2 separate regions of the Homo sapiens genome follow, and region 1 is linked to region 2. A link is an interaction called in ENCODE POLR2A ChIA-PET data of the cell type or tissue named here. Cell type or tissue: GM12878. All regions are shown on one strand. Links, peaks and the distances in the headings refer to the core of each region. The heading gives the core; the rest is flanking DNA.

Evidence for each region. ChIA-PET counts read pairs that join two places held together with the same protein. Peaks named below come from ENCODE experiments on the same cell type or tissue, not always from the same donor. Only the 100,000 strongest peaks of a DNase experiment are listed, where the experiment ranks them.
Region 1: POLR2A ChIA-PET joins it to region 2 with 5 read pairs; 3 of 35 experiments call an interaction of 5 or more read pairs at or near these places.

What each region holds. Positions count from the first base shown.
Region 1 is chr5:1,626,304-1,631,611 of GRCh38, forward strand. It overlaps the pseudogene PDCD6P1. Among named protein-coding and RNA genes, the nearest start is that of MIR4277, 80 kb to the right of the region's middle. In GM12878, for the core only: no CTCF peak of the experiment used is centred there; no DNase peak of the experiment used is centred there.
Region 2 is chr5:1,310,206-1,315,645 of GRCh38, forward strand. No RefSeq gene overlaps it. Among named protein-coding and RNA genes, the nearest start is that of MIR4457, 3.5 kb to the left of the region's middle. RefSeq lists an enhancer at 2,823-2,892. In GM12878, for the core only: no CTCF peak of the experiment used is centred there; a DNase peak (open chromatin) is centred at 2,966; H3K4me3 peaks cover 661 bases; H3K27ac peaks cover 2,619 bases.

The DNA.
Region 1 (5,308 bases), core at 290-5,289, 320 kb after region 2:
TAATCATTTACCAACTGACTGATAGAGAAATGCCTTCCCTGTTGCTGGGATGAGGCACATGACACGCCCCTTTGAAAGTCACTGTCATGGACAGTTGGCATTCGCTCTTCACTGCTGTACCCGTGGCGTGGCTGGGTTTAGGCTGATCTAGTCTGGCCTTGACTCCAGGCTGAGGATGGGAACCATGCCTGCTCCACATGCCTCTCATCCCACAGCCAGAGCCGCCGTTCCCTGGGGCACGCACATCTCGTGGGGAAAATCAAGAGCCTTAGAGGGCAGGCCTGGCAGCGCCACACATTCCAGGCTTCTGCTTCTGCCGTGTCTGTGAAAATCTCATTGGCAGAAGCAAGTCACCCAGCCACGAGCCACACCTATGGGATGGATAAGTCCATCCACCCTCCCTCGGGCCCTGGCAAGGTTGTGGCTATGTCATACTCTTATGGGGGGAGTGAAAAATTGAGGCCCAACATTAAATCACCCACGCAAGAAATGTCAGCCTCTGTCCCCACGCTGGAATCATTCTTCACCAGCCGGTTTGCCTGAATTCCCTTTGCAATGGTGTCTGCAGGTTTAGGCCAATGCTGTTCCCCGTGGAGGACAGAGAAGCCTCAATGGGCCTCCATCTGTTGGGAAGAACAAGATATTAGCTTGGTGCAAAACCACCGCAAGCCCCAGGGGGCCCTTGTGCCATGAGACAGGAGAGGGGCAGAGAACTGTGAGAACTCAGGAAACTTGCATCCCCAGCCCCTCCCGTGCATCCCCAGCCCCTCCCCCGTGACCCCAGCACCAGTCCTCTTCCCCTGCTTGCCCCATCTCTGCTTTCTTTTTTTCATTTTCTTTCTTTCGTTTTTTTTGAGACAGGGTCTGGCTGTGTCACCCAGGCTGGAGTGCAATGGCACGATCTCGGCTTACTGCAGCCTTCACCCCCTGGGCTGAAGCAATTCTCCCTCCTCAGCCTCCCCAGTGGCTGGGACTACAGGTGCATGCCACCATACCCAGCTAATTTTTATTTTATTTTTATTTATTTATTTATTTATTTATTTATTTATTTATTTATTTATTTATTTTTGTAGAGACAGGATCTGCCATGTTGCCCAGGCTGGTCTCAAATTCCTGAGCTCAAGTAATCCTCCCACCTCAGCCTCCCAAAGTGCTGGGATTACAGGCATGAGCCACCGAGTCCAACCTACTTTATTTTTCTCTACAGTACTTGGAACCTTCTAATGTACTAAGGACACGTGTATTTTCTTTCTTTTTTGTCTTCCCTAGAACAGGAGCTTAATGTGGGCAGGTATTTTTGTTGATCTCATTTATCACCCTATCCCCAGTGCCTGGAACAGGGTCTGGCACATGAATGGTGTGTTCTAAATAAATATTTTTAATAGATAAATAAATGAAATATCCTACAAGAGAAAGCTAGTATCTGGAACTCACCCATCAACAGAACCTAAAAGCCAAAGACCTTTAGCCTGTCTCTGCCTCTGAACACACCCAACCCCGGAGGAGCCAGCAGAGGAAAAAGAGGAACAAAGGCGGGGAAGGGAGCAGGTGGTGCCCACCAAGTAAGGAACCCTGAGGCTTAGGCCGAACCTGAGCTGGAGAAGGGACTCATCTAGGAACTGGGTATGAGATTAAAGTTTAGACTGGTCTGGCCTGGATTTTGTAACACCTAAACAAGGGTTAGTCCATTCTTTTTTTGTGTTTTTTTTTTTTTTTTGAGATGGAGTCTCACTGTCCCCCAGGCTGGAGTGCAGTGGCGCGATCGCAGCTCACTGCAACCTCTGCCTCCCAGGTTCAAGTGATTCTCACGCCTCAGCCTCCCGAGTAGCTGGGATTATAGGCGCACACCACCATTCCCGGCTAATTTTGTATTTTTAGTAGAGATAGGGTTTCACCATGTTGGCCCCCTGGCTCACGCCTGTAATCCCAGCACTTTGGGAGGCCGAGGTGGGCGGATCATGAGGTCAGGAGATTGAGACCATCCTGGCTAACACGGTGAAACCCCATCTCTATTAAAAATACAAAAAATTAGCTGGGCATGGTGGCAGGTGCCTGTAGCCTCAGCTACTCAGGAGGCTGAGGCAGGAGAATCGCTTGATCTCCAGATGCAGAGGTTGTAGTGAGCCAAGATCAATGCCATTGCACTCCAGCCTGGGTGACAGAGCAAGCCTTCAGCTCAAAAACAAACAAACAAACAAACAAACAAAAAACCTTCAAATGAATGTAAGAATTATTATTTTTTAAAGTACAGCTTTAAAAATGCCCCTTACAAATACATCAGTGTTATATTAAGGCAAACCCACTTCAGAAGCACAAAGTTAATTTCTTATAATTCCAAGAAATATGTGAATGTTAAAAAAAACCCAAACACCCGAAAAGGGATCAAACTCAAGATAGTTTGTAACATTTTATTGCAAAAAGAAGGGCAGAGAACAGTCTTTTTCTTCGTACCTGTTCACCGCAGTAATTTTTAGCAGCTCTCCTGTGCAAAGAAGTCTAATCAATGAATCAGCGTATAGGCCACAAATACCTTCTCAGTGCGGTTTCACCTAGAATACAAGCACTCAGAAGCACAAATTTAACTGAAGTGAGAAACCAGGCCATTTTGTAGCTTCAGTTTTTCTACCAGTAATATATTAATTTCTTGAAATAGCCTAATAATTTAGTTCTACTATCAAAACAGAAGCCCAATCTGGGAGAACAATTATTATAGAAGTCAAACTAATTTCAATCATATTAGTATACAAATTCATATTAGCATAGCCTAATAATTCATATTAGTAGAGGTGGGAGGATCACTTGAGCCTAGGAGTTTGACACCAGCCTGGGCAAGACAGTGAGACTCCATCTCTACTTTTTTTTTTAAATAAAGAAATTCAGAGAGGAGAAGGAAGTGGATTGATATGTGTCTATCCAAGGACAAATTTTGTGTGCCTGTACATACAACTCAACTATGAACCTTCCTTCACACAGCTCACAATCTAGTAGCGAGAGGGAATTACGAAAACATGAGCCCCCACGATGAGGAAAAAGGCGCATATCAGAGAAAAGAAAAATGCTGCGATGATCCAATGGCAGGAGCAGCACGCATCCACTTTCTTTGTTTTTTTGAGATGGGGTTTCGCTCTGTCTCCCAGGCTGGAGTGCCGTGGCTTGATCTCAGCTCAATGCAGCCTCAACCTCCCAGGCTCAAGTGATCTTCCCATCTCAGCCTCCCAAGTAGCTGGGAATACAGGCGTGCACCACTACACTTGTTTAGTTTTTGTAGAAACAGGGTCTCACGATGTTGCCAAGGCTGGCATCCTGAAGGGCGGGTGGGGCTTCATCCTACAGAGATGAAAGGCAGAAGAAGCTCAGAGCCCAAAGCAAAGGGGTGGAGGACAAGGGCATCTTCAGAACAGAGTGGCTCGGCTGAGACATCCAGTAGGATGCCACCAGGCAGAGGTGTGGTGGAAAAACACAGGGCCACGGTGAATGCTCACATGTGAGGAGCAAACCACCACAGAACACAACAGAAACACGGTGTACTAAATCAGGCTTCAAATCGCAGCCCTGCAACTTCAGAGCTACCGCAGGTAACCCAGAAAGGGAGCACGGACAGCACCGCCCACTGCCTGAGGCTATGAGATGGACCAGAAACCTGTGCTTACTAACAACCTGCCTTATTCCAGAAAGAATTCAGGGAACACAAAGACACTCACAGTACAGCAAAATAAAGTAAATGTGAATCATGTTGGCTGAGGAGAAAGTGAAGAGTCTAAGACTATGTCATAAAGTTTACCTCTACTCTAAACTCTCATTACTGGCGAGCCACCAATCTGACTTTAAGTTTTCTACCAGCTAAATTGAAGAGGAAAATGTAATCAGGTAAAGGTTTATAAGATGCAAACAAAAGAGAACAGCCACCACAGTTTCTGAGAACACACGCAGCTCCAGCTCCAGGAGAAACAGGGTGGCCATCTCCTGGGGCTGCCCCACAGCAGGCGTGTGAGCCCCAAAGCCAGCGTCTCTCAGGGTGAACGGTGACTACGGGCTTCATGGGGCCACACGCCTCCAGTACAAGCTGAGGAAATCTCCCAGGGCAATTCAAGGAACAGGGTCTCACAATGTTGTCCAGGCTGGTCTCAAACTCCTGGGCTCAAGCGATCCCCCTGCCTCGGCCTCCCAAAGTGTTGGGAGGTCAGATGTGAGCCACTGCATCTGGCCCCGCATGCACTTTATAGAGGAGGGCTTTGCATCCTGAAGGGCGGGTGGAGCTTCATCCTGCAGAGATGAAAGGCAGAGGAAGCTCAGAGCCCAAGGTAAAGGGGGGCGCCTAACAAAAGCGACTCCATTGGGACCACAGTGAGAGGGTCCCGACACACAGCTTGGGTTAAGCCAGACACTGATTTCAAAGTATCTCAGGAATGGTGGACTCAGCACCTGTCAGGCAATTCTCTCTCTCAAGCAGTCTCCTGGTAGATATTTAGTAGCAGCTGAAATCAAGATTATGTTCTGACTGACACTTGCTGATGGTTAAAGAGCTATATATGCTTTGAGGACCAGCTGAACTGGGGCAGGACTAATGCCCTCTGGTGAAAATACAGGAACCCAAACACACAAGTCAGAGCAGGAGGTGTCTCCCCAAACCCCAAACAATAATGCTGACCTTGGATTTGGGTTAAGTGCCTAGCCCAGCATGTGAGTGTTCAGTAAGTGGAAACCATCATCACCATCATCAGGTAATGGAAAACCATCAAAGCTTTGAGCTGGCTTGTTAGCCAAGAATAGTAGCAGTGTATTAGCTACTACTAATACTCACAGCTGACAATTACTGACCACTTGTTCCGTGCCAGGAATCACGGAAGCACCTCGCATGCATTTCCTCAATACTCCCTCCCAGTAACAGCAAGGACACAAAACTGGTAGAGCCAGGACTGGAATCCAGGCCGGCCCCAAAGCACTCCAGTGGAGCCTGCCAAGGTGGGCAGGCTACCATACTAATGCGGTCCAGTATTTGACCACCACTCCTAGTTGAGCAAGTTTAACAGAAAACCTAAAACTAAACCTAAAATCTAAAAATTTGAGCAAATGCATAAAAAGCAGGCTGTTAAAATGGATCATAAATCTTGCATCACTCGCTGGAAAACCACTCAAAATAAACGTCTCTGAGACATGGCCTCTGAGGAGGGCACTCTGTGTGGCTCATATCACCTTGCTGACAAACCACTTGAACCTGGGTGGTCATCTGACCATACTGAACAGACGATGCACAGAGCCATTTGCATCCACTGTGGTCAACATTTAGGAAGTTTTAAGCTAAGATTTG
Region 2 (5,440 bases), core at 176-5,175:
TCTGACACACATGCCGACCAGCCATCAGCCACATATCCTGAAGCCCAGTTTCCACACAGTTCACTCCTCCAGTGCTTTCTCAGACCTCAGCCACCTTGGCCTCCCTGGTCTCCAGCTCCATCTCCTCGCCCCAGGGAGACGACCAGGTCCAGCCTCAGGTGGGCACCATTGCCCGGACAGTCTTCCCAGGTAAGCGATTGTAGGCTTGCCGCATTTGGCTCCTGCCTTTTGAGGTTCACCTTCTTTCCTTGGCTGAGCTTCAGGATCTTTAGGGCTGTGATTTCATACATTTTGTCTAGTCTATTGTTGGTTGTGTTGTCATGTCAAATGGGAGGACGAATCCCGTTCCTGTTGCTTCATTTTGTCCAGAAGTGAAAGTTCCTAGAACAAGGCTAAAGATTAATGAGCTCATTAACCAGCTCTAAAGGTATGAAATGAAATATGAAAATAGACCAATGAATGTACAAAGAAACAAGTAATGGATCTGAGCAGAAATTAGTGAAGGAGAAAACAAAATATCAACAATCAGCAAAGCTAAACATTTAACATTTACTCTTCTAAGAAAAACTAATAATAATGAAAATGACAAAAACAGGTCATTCCAGAAAAATAAAGATACAAGTAACTATGTAAGTGATGCAGGACACGCAAGCCCCAAAGTGGGGCTTAGCAGGTGAGGGTTCTTGGCTTCACTCAAGGATGAGCCAGTGGTAGTGTTACCAGTGGAGGTTGTCCAGGTTCTTGGTGTTTTGAACTAAGAATTGGACAAAATCCACAAAGCAATGAAAAAAAAAAGCACAGATTTATTAAAACAAAAGTACACTCCACAGAGTGGGAGTGGGCTCAAGCAAGTGGCCCAAGAGCCCAGGTACAGAATCTTGGGGGTTTAAATACCCTCTAGAGGTTTCCCATTGGTTACTTGGTGTATGCCCTATGTAAATGAAGTAGTGACCCACAGTTGGTTGGCTTGGTTGTGGGAAGCGAACAATCAGAGGCTGAATTGAAGTTACAGCATTATATTCCCATACAAATGAAGACTTGGCCCACGACCAGTCTGATTGGTTGCAGGAGGGGACTCATCAGAGGTACTTTCAATTTTTCATCTGCCACTCAGAAAAAAGGGGGAGGTATTGCAAAGGGAATAGCTTCTGGTTCTTTGGTAACTTGGGCATGGAAAGTTGGGGTTTTCCTTTTGATTTCGTTCTAGGAAGTCAGCGTGAATCAGCCTTAGGTTCCCTGCCTCCAGACCCTATTCTCCTGCCTCAGTAGGGTGGAAGGAAACAGCTGTATGGAAGCAGCAGGGTTACAGGTCAGGCAGTGTGACAGCCCCAGGACTGCTCCCGTGGGGCAGGGCTCCCCACAGGCGGCGCGCTGAGGGCAGGGCTCCCGAAGTCAATGCGTCCAGGGCAGGGCTCCCCACAGGTGTTGTGACAGCCCCGGGGCTGCTCCTGCCAGGCAGGGCTCCTCATAGGTGGTGTGCTGAGAGCAGCAGCTCAGGGCAGGTCTGCAGTCAGGTTTGTACCCACTTTTAATTACATGTAGACTAAGGGGCGGTTTATGCAGAAATTTCTAGGGAAGGGGTAGTAACCGTTGTGTAGTGGGGTCATTGCCATGGAAGTGGGTGGTAACGCCTGGGGGTTGCCACGGCAATGGTAAACACTGGTGGGTGTGTCTCATGGAAAGCCGCTTCCGCCCTGGCTGTGTTTCAGCTAGTCCTCAATTGGGTCTGGGGTCCAAGTCCCACCTCTGATCTCATAAGAAGTTGTTACGGATTGTACTGTGTCCTCCCCAAAATCTACGTGTTAAAGTCCTAACCCCCAGAACTTCAGAATGTGCCCTTATTTGGAAATAGAATATTTGCACGTGTGATTAGTTAAGATGGGGTCATTAGGGTGGCCCTAAGCCAGTGACTGGTGTCCTTATAAGAAGGAGAAATCTGGACACAGAGACAGACGGGCATCAAGGGAAGATGATGTGAGGACACAGGGAGAAGACGGCCATGTACAAGCCAAGGAGAGGCTGACACAGAGCATCCCTCGCAGCCTCAGAGGGAGCCAGTCCTGCCCACACCTGATCTGGGACCGTGGCCTCCAGAACTGAGTTGGCCAATGTCTGCTATTGAAGCTGCCAGCCACAGTGCTTTGTTGTGGCCGCCCCCACAAGCTCACACAGGGGTGGAGAAGCAGACGTTGCCACAGGTGTCACGTAAATCAAGACAGTGCTATGCCAATGTCATGCCAAGGCAGTTGATATTTGGGCCAGGCGCAGTGGTGCACACCTGTAGTCCTAGCACTTTGGGAGGCCGAGGTGGGTGGTGGATTGCTTGAGCCCAGGAGTTTGAGATTAGCCTAAGCAACATGGCAAGACCCCATTGCTACAAAAAAATACAAAAATTGGCTGGGCATGGTGGCTCAGGCCTGTAATCCCAGCAATTTGGGGAGCTGAGGTGGACAGATCAATTGAGGTCAGGAGTTCAAGACCACCCTGGCCAATATGGTGAAACCGCCTCTACTAAAAATACAAAAATTAGCCAGGTGTGCCTGTAGTCCCAGCTACTCAGGAGGCTGAGGTGGGAGGATCGCCTGTGCCCAGGGAGGTTGAGACTGCAGTGAGCTGAGATTGCACCACTGCACTCCAGCCTGGACAACAGAGTTAGACCTTGTCTTGAAAAAAAAAAAAAAGACAGTTGTCATTTTAGGTCAAACGGACAAATTCTTTAAACAAAATATAATAAAACATCAAGGGGAAATAGAAAATCTGCATGGTATTATTATCACAGAAGTTACAAAAATTAAAACAGTAGTGAAAAAAATATCCCACAAAGGAAACCGCAGACTTAGGCGGTTTCATCAGTTGCATCCACAAATGCCTTAGGGGATGATTTTAGACAACAGACAGGAGGAAATGGTCTCAGCCTCACCGTCCGTGGCCACGGCAGCTTCAGTGAGCCAGCCCTGCACAATCAGCTCTGCAAGGTGTGATTGGAGGGAACAGGAAACAGAAAACACAAAGAGAAGCCACCCAGAGGGTTGGTGAGGATACAAAGGGTTTTCAACGCCGCTAGTCAGCAGGGAAATGCACATTTAAACCGCGAAAAGGCTCCACTACACACCCACCAGAGTGGCTAAAATTAGACAGCAGCATTGTGTGCTGGAGAAGGGGTGATGCCATGGGGCTCACATGCCACAGTGCACAGCCAGAGTGGCACAGACCCCTTAGAACACGGGTGACATGTACTGGAGCTCAGCACACATGCACCACAACAGCCATGTCCCCCCTGGGTCTGTGCCCAAAGGCAGGCACAGCCACGTGCATGATTTGATCCGTAACGGCCCCGGTTCGTGCCATGGAATGCCACATGGAAGAAAGTCACAATGAGCACCGCTTGCGACAACACAGATGGACGCCAGACAGAGCCCAGCCCGAGAACCTGGGTACCAGAGCTCCCAGCATGACTGTTCATGTGTGGGACTTGGACCCGGTGACCCATGGGCTGGGTTCACCCGCCTGGTTTCCACTGAGAGGGCCCCGTGGGGCCGGGGTCTGTCTGTAGCCTGACTCGGGTGCTTGGTGCTGGAGTCTGGAAGCATGCAGGGCTTGTTGAGCTGCACGGGGTGCATCTGCCATGACACTGTGTGGAAATTGTATAGCAACAAGTTTTTTAAAAGTGCCTGCCGGCCTGGTGCAGCAACTCATGCCTGTAATCCCAGCACGTTGGGAGGCCAAGGCGGGCAGATCACGTGAGGTCAGGAGTTCAATACCAGCCTGGCAACATAGTGAAACCCCATCTCTACTAAAAATACAAAAATGAGCCGGGCGTGGTGGCAGATGTCTGTAACCCCAGCTACTCGAGAGGCTGAGGCAGGAGAATCGCTTGAACCCGGGTGGCAGAGGTTGCAGTGCCAGCCTGGGTGACAGAACGAGACTCCGTCTCAAAAAAAAAAAAAAAAAAAAAGTGTCTGCCTCTCAGTGCACCAGCTGAGTCCAGCCAGCAGGACAGAAGCCACTGGGACATCACACTGAAGGTTCAACAAGGGAAATGGCAGGATGAGGGGGAGGTGGGCATGTCCCCCCAGACATCCCGGTTCAGCCCCAGAACCGCGGATGTGATCCCACGTGCCAGAGTGGACTCGGTGGCCACCATCACACTTGGATCTTGGATGGGAGATGATGCTGGGTAATCGTCTGGGACTGATGTAACCACAGAGGGTCGGGGTGAGAATCAGGGATATGACCACGGAGGCAAAGGTTAGGGTGAGGCGAAGAAGGCCACAAGCCCGGGAATGCAAGGAGCACAGCTCTCGAGGTGGAGAGCACGAGGAACGGAGCACCTGGAGCCCCTGGAGGGCAGGGCCTGCCCACACCCCAGTGGCCGCGCAGGGAGGTCTGGTCTGGACTCCTGGCCTCCAGAACCATCAGAGAACAAATATGCTGCTTGAAGCATGAAAGCTGTGGGGATGGTGGCCGTGGCTGGGGGACACTCAGGCGGTGGCTTTTCTGGGACCAGTGTCTCTGCAGAGGCTGCTGCTCTGAAAGCATGGTGGGCCACAGGGCGCCACACCCCCTTGGGTCCTGTGCCTGCTTCAGGAAAGGGGTAAGCAGTGTGGTATACGCCAAGACCTCCTCCTGGTTTCCCTCCTCCGCATGGATCACTCCTCGAACACAGCCCCTGCTTCGTCAGGGTTCCGTAGCCTCACCTATCGCAGGCTGCACCCCATCCTTCCTCCAGACCCCTGGCCTGTGGGGCTTACCGGGGCCGAGGCCAACAGACTGATCTCGTTGCCAAAGACCCAACAGCCACCAAACTGGCTTCAACAGGGCTATGTGTGGCAGGTACTTCACAGGGGGACGTGTTCTCATTTTCCTTGGCTTTCTAATAAACTCTGGTCTAAAGAAAATCTCTTCTATAAAATGAGTGGCCAGTGCCAAGGGGTAGAGACAGAAGCTCCTTCTGGACACTGGCTGCTCCAGTAGAGCCCATCCTGCCCAGGTACGGAGCCCACCAGCTGCGATCAGGACACTGCAGTTCCACCGTGGGGGACCCCGGGCCCTCACCTTGTCAGTCCTCTGTTTCAGCTTCGAGGGCTTTGACACAGTCTAAAATCCACAGGTACTTAGCGCATTTCTAAGTCCCACCTCATGATCAATCATAAGACAGGGCTTTGATGGTATGCAGAAATATCAATGAAATCCAAGAGGAAAACAGAACTAAACTCATCGGGATGAATGACAGATAAACCCTTTAAGCATGTTTCAAGTCGCCCAGGTGGAGCCTCTGTTGGTCAGTGAAGCTTCAGGGTTCCCATGAGATGGATCTGCATGAGGCTCAGTCCTCTCTTGAAACACTGCCCATTTGCAGGAGCGCCGGCCCACAGGGCAGAAGTCAGACTGTCAGAGCAAGTGCCGGTCCTGAAGCTGGAAGGACTTTCAAGGCTCATTC